Regions from separate parts of the Mus musculus genome. Here region 1 is linked to region 2. A link is a contact called in ENCODE Hi-C data. All regions are on one chromosome and are shown on one strand. Each heading gives the region's core, a stretch centred on a gene start or an enhancer-like site at or near the end of the contact. The rest is flanking DNA. Distances are from core to core; before and after follow the strand shown. Region 1 holds the start of Ces2e (carboxylesterase 2E). Region 2 holds the start of Ces2b (carboxyesterase 2B).

Evidence for each region. Hi-C counts contacts between places; a loop is a spot of excess contacts on that map.
Region 1: a loop to region 2 is called in a map of CH12.LX, with 2.3 times the contacts of the local background. The contact joins the promoter of Ces2e here to the promoter of Ces2b in region 2. A Hi-C loop is called at or near these places in 4 of 37 maps with a recorded cell type or tissue (CH12.LX, Patski, mouse embryonic stem cell and 1 more).

What each region holds. Positions count from the first base shown.
Region 1 is chr8:104,922,912-104,928,904 of GRCm38, reverse strand. Ces2e (carboxylesterase 2E) reads right to left here and starts at 2,645. Exons shown (of 12, transcript NM_172759.3): 1 at 2,509-2,645; 2 at 1,693-1,897; 3 at 36-177. The coding sequence starts at 2,584.
Region 2 is chr8:104,828,714-104,834,509 of GRCm38, reverse strand. It overlaps Ces2b (carboxyesterase 2B), which reads right to left and starts at 2,904. Exons shown (of 12, transcript NM_198171.3): 1 at 2,763-2,904; 2 at 1,720-1,930; 3 at 542-668. The coding sequence starts at 2,838.

The sequences.
Region 1 (5,993 bases), core at 1,396-3,895, 95 kb before region 2:
CACTGCCACCCAGTTGACCATGACCCAGCTCTCACAGGTAGGTTAGAACCCTCATGGGCATGGGCTGGTACATAGATGTTGAGATACAGGCAGTCCTCAGACATAGAGATGGGAGGCAGGATCAAGTTCATCATCTTCAGATCCTCTGAACCCATCAAATTGTCATTTTGTAGACACCTGATGACAATGGCAGACAGTTAATACAAGAGATATTTACTGGTCAATATCAGGTCTTATCAGTCTGGGTTGTCTCTCAGCCACTTTTAGCCACTTCCCTCCAAGTTGTCCTGCTAATGTATGATTCTCTCTAAAGAGTTAGTTCCTGGAACAGAACCTCTGACACCCCAGCACTCCATTGCTCAGTGTCCTATACCTAGGGTTCAGCTGCCAATAGTGGATAAGAAGGTCTTCTTGAACCCACGAGGGTCTACACGGTAGCAGAACTCAGGTTTTTTGTGCTTTCTAGTATCCCTAAGATTTCCTTTTCCTACCATGGTAAAGGCTGCAGGCTTATTGAAATCTGAGGTAGAATCAGATTTCCAGAGAGGTCCCCACTTGGGTGAAGGCATATATTTTATTCTTTTTTGAGTTTGGCTTCTGGGGAACTCCTGGAGGCTCTATGAGAATAATTTCCCGTGAGCAGCGATAAGCACCAGTTCTGTTAGTACTCTTTAATGCCTATTGAGAAGGTTAGTCTTAATTTTTACCTTAAGATAACATAGAATCACTTGGGAATATAGTCTCAGTGAAGGATTGTCTAGATCAGGTTAGCCTATGGGGATTTCCTTGATTCTGTTAATTGAGGTGGTAAACTTTTCAACCATGGGGGGAACCATTCTCTAAGAAGGGGCTTCTGAATAGTATGAACAGAGAAGGCAAACTGAACATTAGGCAGTAGGTATGCATTCCTTGCTCTCTGGTCCCATTTAAAGATGTGATATTATTTATTCCCTTAAGTTTCCCCCTTGTAGTCTATGGTAACATGGAGTTGTGACCCATAATAAACAGTTTCTGTCTTAACCTGCTTTTTACCAGGTATTTTATCACAGCTACAAGAAACAAAATGAAGATACCAAGATAATGTTGTGCAATACCTACACAGGCACTAAGGGGTGCAGTGGACAATGTCCCAAAAACAATGTCCCAAAGACCCATGGGATGTTCTTTACCCTACTTCCAGAAACTCTCAGGACCTCTACTTCACACGTAATCTTCAGAGGAAGGTTTTATATGTTTCTTTGGACAATGGCACTTGGCTCCTTTGGTTGTATGAGGAACTGTAGAGGCTGGAGTTGTGAAAGGACACATCACTGCTGCCCTCCTGAGAGACTTATAGTACATTATACTTGACTCTGGGCTCTTGCTGGTTAAGGTGTTTATACTGACCTTTGTCCATAGACCTCATTTATGGTGGCAGAGATCACTTGGCATATTCTGAATCTAGGAACCATTCATATCTGTTTCTCACTGCAAAACTGAGAGATAACGTATAGGAACTGATCTTTGACCCAGGAGACTGGCAAAGTTTTTTCTATTAGAAGCCTTAGCTATGTATCTAAAAATGCACAACGCACTGCACATCATAGACAGAAAACTTCTATGGGGTTGAGAAGAAGGAAGCATTTCATTTGCTCCCAGAGCTTAAAGCATGCTTTTACCCCCGGCCTGCAATTGTCTAGGTCCAAAACTTACATGTTTGGATGTGAGGTCCCATCCCTCACCCCACTCCATGGCTCAGGGGCCTCAGGAGGTGCAAAGCGCAGTGGTCCTACAGGAGGCTTGGCAAAGGGGATTCCCAGGAAGGTATGAACAGCGATGTCAGTGTCCTTCACGTGGACAAGGCTGCCTCTCACCTGGCCTGTGTGTGTGTTCCTGATGGGGCTGGCTGAGTCCTGACCTGTGGGTGGAGATGCCAACATGGTTAGTTTTGCCCAGGCAGTTGCCACTACATGGTTTATTCCCACCTTATTTTCACTAAGTGCCCATGGGGAAGGGAATTTGGGGTGTGTAGGCTCAGGTGTGGGATGTGCGAGTAGGAGCTTCTACATAACCCCCAAGCCAGGAACATTACTTATACTCCTTTTGAATGGTAGCAGGGCATGTCTCTAAGGAGGAGACATGCTCAGAGCCACTTGACAGCATGGATGTATTCTTTTCATCATCACCGAAAGGTCTGTAGCAGCCACAGTCACACAGGGAGAGAGGAAATGATACCTTTGCTCTCTTTCCTCTAACCTTCAGGTGCAGCACTTCTTAGCCCTTCTTCCACTGGAATGATTGTTTTTGGAAAGGGGTGTTCATAGGTATTGCTGACCCTCTATGTGCAGCAGGGTTCACTCTGTGGGCTTTGGTGAAGGCATTGGGAGGCACACATTTTCCACCCTTTTTATCTGCCATCTTTACCAGCTTTTCCCTCCCTGGTGACTTCCCTCCCACAAACGAACCTGCTGACTCCGAGGAACTGAGCAGCTCTGACCTGTTCCTCATTGCTCACTGAATGACTCTCACCTTGCACATGCAGAACGAGAAGCAGGACCCCACAGGCCACAGCATTCAGCCATCCAAGAAGTTTGTATAGTGGCATAGTCAGCTCTTAGATCTGAGTCTGTGTTGCTCCAGGATATCTGTGTGCTATGGACAGGAAATAAAAGATGTGGGTCTTGCCTAGGCAGGAATTTGGACCTAAAATAAAGTAGGCAGGAAATTCACTAGGGCGGGGCAAAGTTCGTATTGCCAAAGAAGAGCAGGCCAGCAGGAAGCCAAAGCAATCTCTATTCCTGCTCTTTGGCCTCCTAGAAAGGTATATCATGCCATCTGAAGTCCTTCTGTAACACAGGGAGTCCTATATTCAAGCCTAAGTCAATTCAAACCATGATCACTGTCCTTGTACTCATTGGGCAGATGTTAGTGTTGTTCTGGAGTTCAGAGAACAGGAATCTGTAACAGAGACAGCCTGGGGGGCTTCTTCAAGTAGGTATGTATTCAAGATAAGAGAGGGGAGGGGGAGGGAGGGGGAGAAGAGAGGGAAGGAGGGAGAGAATGTGTTCAGAATATGTCCATTACAGTGATCTTAGGGTCTATATGGACCCCTCCACATGTGTCCTGGCTATTTCACTGAAACACCACAATGTGGCACTTCGCAAGTCTCATTCCTTATTCACACCACCTCTGTAATATATGTTTCCTCTTTTAGCCAGCTCCTGCTGAGATCAACTTTCATAGTTCTTTATCTACTTAAGGAGCACTTTCCATTTTTTTCTATTTCTTTCTTTCTTGTGCATGTGTTTATATGCATGTGTGAATGCCATGCCACACATGTGAAATGCCTCTTCCGTCAGTCAGATCATTCCACCATGTGGATATAGGGGACCCATTTTAGGTCTCTGGCCTTTTGAAAATTCCTTGGCACATTGTGCCATCTCCTGGTCTTCACTTAGCAAACATTTACTCAGGTCCTGCTAGTCTAACACTGAACTCTCAGTGTCTGAGCTCTCAGAGTCTATGATAAAGCCAAAGGTACAGGTCTACACTAGGTGTGTAATAATCACAAAGAACCCTGGCAGAACACACCAAAGAGTACAGGACTAGGAGCTCCCACAATGCCCAACGGATCTCCTAGAGGGCATGATACAGGGATCAAAGTAAGCCTGAAGTCTGAGAATTTGCCTTCACTCTGTATTTCCAGATCCTGATAATTTATGGGCCTAGCACTGCGGGCGGAGCTACATCCTTAAGGCTTCTCTGTCTCTGCAAGCATGATACAGCCAAGCCTTTCCCTACCAACACTGGCTATTGTTTCAATGTAGTGGCTGCAATGCACTCCTGACCAGTCTGCTGTCCCAGCCCTCACTGGCTGCTCCTCTCCCTCCTCTCAGTTCCTTGAGCAAAGAAACTGATGCGCTGTAGGGCTACGAGGTCGTCTTCAGTTCCTTCTTTCTCAGGGTCAAGGAATCAGCATCTTCAAGTTTTCAGGGCTTCCTGGTGCTTCCTCTTAATACAAGACTTTCTCAGCTCTACTGGTGTAGTGGTTTGAAAGAGAATAGCCTTTACAGACTCATATATTTGAATGTTTGCTTTCCAGTTGATGGACTGTTTTGGAGGAATTAGGAGGTGTGCTCTTGTTGAAGGAGGTTTGTCACTGGGGGTGGGATTTGAAGTTTCAAAAACCCATGCCAGGACAAGTCTCTGCTTTCTGCTTATGGATCAGAATGTAAACTCTCAGCTACTGCTCCAGCTCCGTTCCTGCCTGCCTGCTGCCATGCTGCCCACCAGGATGATGGTTCTGAACTCATCCTCTGAAATGTAAGGAAGCCCCCAATTAAATGCTTTCTTTCACAAGTACTCTTGGTCATGGAGTTATCTATAGAACAGTAACTGGGAATGCTGGGAAGGGGTGGTAGAACCCATGGGCTTTGTTACTTACTGCACATTTATCCAGAGACCCTCATGTTGGTAATTGCCAAGGCCATAGCAAATATGTGGAATGAAGAAGACTCTCAGGTGCATTTCTTGGAAGAAGTGGAGAGTGAGCTCAGGAACAGGGAGAAGTGGGGGAAGCAGAAGCTCAAATTCTATTGAAACACCTGCAATAGATACTCCTTCACACCGATTCGGTGCAAAGATATGGGGTCACCAGTGTCCTCAAACATGCCTGGAGGAGATAAGAATGATACAGTCATAGAAGACAGCTTGGCCCAAAGAGAAGAAAATATTAAGCTAAAAAACAAAACAAAACAAAACAAAACAAAACAAAACTAAAACAAAACAAAACAAAACAAACCCTGTGTTTGAGAAAGTTCACAAGAGCTTGATGGGAAGTAGTAGGAATCAGGTTGCTCAGGTGTGTATTAACTGGGGAGTGGGTAAATGTGTTGAGTGCATATGTAGAATGGCATTGTTTAGCAAAGGACGCAATGCTTGAATAAATTGTACCTAGTAATGAGACTAGTCACAAAGAATTCCTTTTCATGATAGGACAGCCCAGAGCCCTGATGTTTTCAAATTTTATGCAGTTTACAAACTCTTCCATCAGAAAGAAGTCATATGGTTGCTAGGGAGCAGAGACCAGGTGATGATTAACAGGAAGGATCATGAGTGGATTTTTTTTTTTTATACTTGAAGTGTGGGTTGTTGCTTATCTCATACTCTTATGCAGATTTACCAAGATATGCTGATACATGGTAAACTTACGCCCATAGAAATCACCTGACAATGAATCTTCCCAGTGGTAAGAGGGCTTCTTAGCATCTAAAACACCTTTGTGGAATGTCCTATATATCAGCAGAAATAAGTATCCCACAGAGGTGTGTTTACAGCAGGAGCTCAATAATGCTGTTGGGCTCCCATGGAAGTATCGGGCATAGGTCATTTGTATTCAAGGGTTAACTCTTCTCTCTGCCCCTACACTTGCTTGGGGTGGATACAGGAGGAGGGAACACATGATGGGAGAGAAGCAGCTTGAATTCTGACCCCACAGTAGCTTTTGAGCTGTAAAAAAAGTACATACCCGATTCTGTCCTTCCTCATGATTGTTTCCACCTGGAAATATACTTCTTGCAGGGCAGGGATCAGAAAAGTGAAAAGACCATCATGTTTCGAAACTATAGTTGGAGGGTCAGGGAGTCTTCAGTGCCCCTCATGAGTTCCTCTATCACTAGGTCACCAAACTCAGGGATGATCTTCAAGACCAGAGACCATTAAAAGTGAGGGAATACAATCAGGTCCCAGAACTAACTTTTGGATATACCCAAAAAGGCAATTCCACTCTTCACACACTTCTTAATTCATCCCATGATTCTCATATTCATCTCAAGAGAGATTTCACAATTAGTGTAGCTAAATTTGGTTTCTATTTTGCTTTGAAGGGCATGAAGTCAAAAGGTCATGGATTTGGGGTAATTGGTTCAGAGCAGTGAGGCCTTTGCATTCCATACCCCATTGACCCCCTTTCTACAGAAAACCAGGATTCAAAAAAACTTTGTGAAAAGTCAGAA
Region 2 (5,796 bases), core at 1,655-4,154:
TGTAAAAATTCTCAGGACTTCAGGGCTTTGGCCACTACCAGGGACATCTAGTAGCTGCTCAGTGTTCTTCTATTCTTGACCCTGACTGTGCATTGTACTTTGAATTAATCCTCTATATATAGAGTAATCTCGTCATTACTCAGGCTCTTCATAGTCGAACCAAGAGGGGTTGTCTCCATGGATACAGATTAGAGGTTAAAAGGATCATCAAACCTCATTGTCAAAACAGACCATCCAAAAGGATAAATGTGGGTGACCTCAATGCTTGATCCCCTAAGTGTTCTGCAAAGAGCTAGTTGTAGAATGAGTTCTGGTTTTATTAAGGAGTTGGAGCCTTTGATGGCTTGGTGCTCGCGTGCTGTGTCCCATACCCAGGTATCAGCTGCATCATGTGGCTGAGATGGCCTTTTTTGACCCAAGTAATTACCTTACTTTCATCAGGTTCCATCCTGTAAAGGAACTCAGGTTGCTTTTGTCCCTTCTAATCTTTTTGAAAAAAATAAAAGCCCTCTCCCCAAGATGACCATAGCCTGACACTCACAGGCAGGTTAGAGCCCTCATGGGCATGGGCTGGTGTGTAGATGTTGAGATATAGGCAGTCCTCGGACGTAGAGACAGGTGGCAGCTTCAATTTTATCTCCTTCATTACACCCAGATTTTGCAGACACCTGATGAAAAGAACAATCAAATATTCTAGTAGGTGTTCAAAACCAAATGTGAATCTGGATTTTTTTTCCAACCACTTTAAGCTGCTCCCTGTGAGAGCTGGGTGGAGCCAGATTTTTAAGGAGACCTCCAGTATGTTAGGGTCTTGATGTCTTTATTTCTGAGACTTGGATAGAAAGACTGTGGGTGTCTCCATGAAAATGATTGGCTGTCTGTAGTGACATTCATGAAGTTATATAAGAAAATCTAGCTATGTATGCATTATCAGACACACAAGAATTTTCTAGTCTCTGTTCCTGGGCGTGGCTATGATGTGAGCAGCTCCTGTAGTTTTGATTCTCTGTGTTTACCAAATGATGAATTGTAATCTGGAGCCTCTAATAGTAGCTTTTGCCCCTAAGTTGCTTTCTTTGGCTACTTTAGTACAGCAACAGAAAACAAACTAAGATCCCAGTATTTGTTATTGGGCTCACACAGCTACTAGAGGGTTCAAAAGACAATGCCACACTAAAGGGTAGTGAGTAATCCTTGATCATATGTGCAGACTCTCAGGGAACTTCTCTTGTCTGCAGTGTCTCTAGAGGGAATTAATTACATATACTTATTCCTTGGTCAATGGCACATGGCCCTATAGGTTGTCACAGTGACCATGAGAGTAGGATTAGCAAGTATTGATCACTCTTGTGTTCCGCAGGAACCTGAAGTGTATTCTCCTGGAGTCAGGAGCTCTGATGCCTAATAGGTGACATTTACTCATGCCTGGATATACTTCCTGTTGTGGAAGAAAGCACTGTCCTTAATCTAAATCTGTTAGCACTTTATCTTTGTTCCCCTCCATAATATCTACATGTAACTCCCTCTGAGTGCCAAGTTTTTACCCAGGAGCCTGGCCCAGTTGTTCTATTCAACATTAACACATCACTAGGAAAATGCATGGTGCACTCATCCACAAAGAGAGAAAACTGTTGTGTAGCTGAGATGAAGGAAACACTTCAGCATGGCTCAGAACACAGTCTCCCCCAGTGCTTAAAACCCTCTGGGTCCAAAACTTACATGGCTGGATGTGCAGTTCCATCTCTCACACCACTCCATGGCTCAGGGGCCTCAGGAGGTGCAAAGCGCAGTGGTCCTACAGGAGGCTTGGCGAAGGGGATTCCCAGGAAGGTGTGGACACCAGCTTTAGTGTCCTTCACGTGGACAAGGCTGCCTCGGACCTGTCCTGTATGTGTGTTTCTGATGGGGCTGGCCTCTGGTGAGTCCTGACCTGGTGGAGAGATTCTATCAGGGTTATGTATCTGCAACCATCTGCCAGCAGATTGTGAGATTCCCATTTCATTGATACAAGGGCACAGAGGAAGGGAACCCAGCCCCCTACCCCCACAGTTTAGTTTTGGGGTAGGAGTGTAGGAGTGTCCCTGTCAGTCAGCGACAGGAGTCTTTCCTGGTTCATTTTCTAAGGATTTCCCACCATTTCTCTAGCTAAAGAAGTCACACACTCAGTGCCATTTGGCCACATGAATTTATGATTATTATCATTCTTGCTCAAATGTTTATAGTAGTTACAGTCATAGCCATACTCCAAGGAGAGAAAACTATCTTCTTACTTCCCCTGAATTCTCATCTGCTCTCTCAAATCTCTTTACACTGAAGTGTCTCTTCAGTATAGAGTGATATTAGATGTCTCTGACCCTCTGAGTGTTAGTGGGGCCACAAGATGTGTGTGCTTTTGCCTGGGTATTGGTAGGCATGTGCCTCATATTTTTATCTATTGCACCAGTCCTCAAGCTGTGAGACATGACCATTGGAAAACACATATTTCTCATGCTCTTAGGAACTGAGAAACTGCTCAAGAGCAACATTAAGTTAGAAGGTAGCAGTAAAAATAATTTTATGGTTGGGTGTTTCTTATACCAGTCAATATATTGGTTTTTCCTATGGTCATAATCTATAGTTTGAGAATGTCTGATCTATGACATGTTTTTGACCAGTTCCCTCCATGCCCCCCATGCTTTCCCTCCCACAAGCTCAGTTCTGACATGCAGAACTTGGCAGGTCTGACTGCAATCATTGCCCCATGCCTGTTTAGTGAGCCTCACCCTGCACATGGCCGAGGAGAAGCAGGAGTCCAAAGAGGAGAACATCCAGCCAGTTATGCATTTGGCTCCGTGGCATGGCCGGCTCTCAGGCTCTGAGTTTGTGCTGCTAGGAGGACCACGTTTCACAAACAGGAAGCAGACTGTGTGAGTCCTGCCCAGGCAGGAATTTAAACAAAGAGGATATAGGTGGAGATCTTGTTGTGACCGGTCAAAGTTGTTGGAGAAGTTATTAGTTAACAAGTGACAGGAGCCAATGGCCTGGAATAGTCACTTCTGCTAATTCTTTTCTCTCTGTGGCCTCCTGGAAAGGCACAGAATGAATTCTGGAGCTCAACTGGGATACCAGGAACTCTATCCCAGTGTTTGGCCAGAAAGCTGTAATGGGATAAATCAGAGTGCTTCTGTGAGAAGGGCACACAGTCAAGATGTCACAGGAGAATCAGGCAAGTGCAGGAGCTCTGAGTGTGAGCTCATTCTCAAGCCTCCCCTGGCCTTTGAAGATTCAGCTTATTGAGCCCGTTTCCATGGTCCTTGGCCCCTGCAATCATCTTAGGATCTGCATGGACCCTCTTCCCTTTAGGACACATTTGTTTCAACAAAACACACTGACATTCTGGTGGTTTTAGAGTCCACAGTCCCTATGCACTCTGCTATAATGATGTGTCTCCTCTAGTGATCAGCTTCTGACCAGATCAACTTCACAGTCACTCATCCATTTAACCAATAATTTTAATTGTTTGCATTTACTGTGCTCATGGATATGTGTGTGCAGTTGCTGCCGGGCTATGGGTCATATAAGGAGGTGAAAGGAGAATGTGTGCCAAGTGCATCTTCTCCTTCCACTGGTAAATCTCAAGATGGAACTTAGGTCATCAGCATTGAAGGAACGTTCTCTTATAACACACTGATTACTCTCACTCTTAATCACATGACCAGTATTTAATGGGACCTTAATATCTCTAACATTATGGTCAATCTAAATTACAAAGAACCCCTACAGGATATATCAAAGAATGAAGGATCCGGAGCCCATATCCAGTCCAGCCTGACTCTCTAGAGGAAGTTTTGTGGGGATCAGTGCCAGACAGCCTTTAGTGCATGTGAGAATTTGCCTTGGCTCCAAATTATGATTACTGTCTTTATTATCTAAATAATAATCCAGAACTTTACAGCATGGCACTACAAAACTTCCTTGTGTCTCTCTGGCTGCTTCCCTGGCAAAACCCAGCTCAGTTTTTCTGCCTCCTCTAATTTTACCTCTCCAATGCACTCTTGTCCTGTCTGTCATCTAAGCCTTTCTTGGTAGCTGTTCTCTCTACACCAAGTTCCCTGAAAAAAGAATTGCTAGACCATGAGGGCTGAGAAGTTCCTGGTTCCTCCAATCTTGGGATGGAGAAGCCAGATCCCAATGGATGCTGTGCATCCCTGTGCTTCTTAATCCCAGACATTTCTGTAGCTCAGCTTGGGAAATCCCTGTGTGCTCTGCTCCTCAATGCGCCATCAGTCAGAGGCGTGGCATGTCCAAACCCCAGAAATACTGAGGCTAGCAGTAGGATCCTTCCCCACTGCCTGTGGTCTGGGTTTCCAGGCACACATAGCTCTGTGTGTACTTTTGCCTCCCTGCTCCCAGGAGGTCACTTAGCCTGGCAGCACCTGGAATTCCTCCTTATGCAGATGAGGCATCCTGAGTGCATTGGCCCCAGCCAATGATGTACACTCACCTTCAATGTCTCTACCTACTCCCACAGTGGTTTAAGTAGACTTTGTTCTCCCCCCCCCGTCCCCACCCCCAATTAACTAGGTGTCTTTTTCATGGTTCCAGCTGCATACATAGCAGAGGATGGCCTTGTCTGGCTCAAAGGGAGGGGAGGCCCTTGGTCCTATGAAGGCTTGATGCTCCAGCATAGGGGAATGCTAGGGCTGTGAGGCAAGAGTGGGTGGATGTGTGGGTCAGTGGGAGAGCACCCTCATGGAGATAGGGGAGGAGTGGGATGGAGGGTTTTCAGAGAGGAAAATGGGAAGGGGGATACCAGTTGAAATGTAAATAAACAAAATAACTAATATATATTTTTTATTCCTAGCTGTTTCACTGAAGCTGTTTCCTGAGAACATTCTAGTCACATTCACATCTGCCTGAGGTCTGTTCTGTTCTTGGCTGTTCTCACCTGGCTTCCCCTGTCAGGATCCACACTTGTCGATGGCAGCTAGCACACTGAGACAGACAGGAATGTGGAACCTAAATAGAAGCTGGCTATGCTATGTGGATCATGAAGACCACAAGTATGCACAGAAGGAAGGTGAGCTATCCCAGCCAGGGTACATTGACACCCCAACACACACACACACACACACACACACACACACACACACACACACACACACTCATCTTTTTTCCTGTCACAAGGGCTTATAGTCTTTTTTTCTTTCTGTCTCTTACTTTGGGTTGGCACTATAATGAGGGACTAGGTACAATGATGGGACAAGTGACATCTTCTGACCACAGATACTCCTTGGTATTGGTACAATCCCCCCAGCCCTCTTCCCAGACCCCCCTCAGCCAACTTGGGTGTTGACTATAACCCTTTACATTTTTCTCTCCTTGAAAGGAACCCAGGAATGTAATGACCAGTCAAAATCCCTTAGGGTGGTCACCAGATTCTCTGAAATGTGCAGGTAGGCTTATGTCTAAGACTTTGGGGAACACCCTGTGGAGCTACACGCCCCACTGGAAACATTCATCTCCAACTTTGACATTTCCAAACCATTTCTATCATGGGAAATTCATCATCACTTTAAAAGGAGTCTCAAATGACGGGGCTGCTCAAGACCCATGGCATAACACTTACTCAGAAGGAAGCCAATTCCTTTTGGGAAGGGGTCCTTGAGGCAGCTACCTTGATGGTGGTAGGTGATCCTTATGACTCTGATACATGAACTTGAGTCATTTATCTTACCAACTGCCAAGGGAACCAGAAAGGAAAGCCCCCTCCTCCTCCATTTTCTGCCCATTATAGCTGCTCTCTACCAATATATG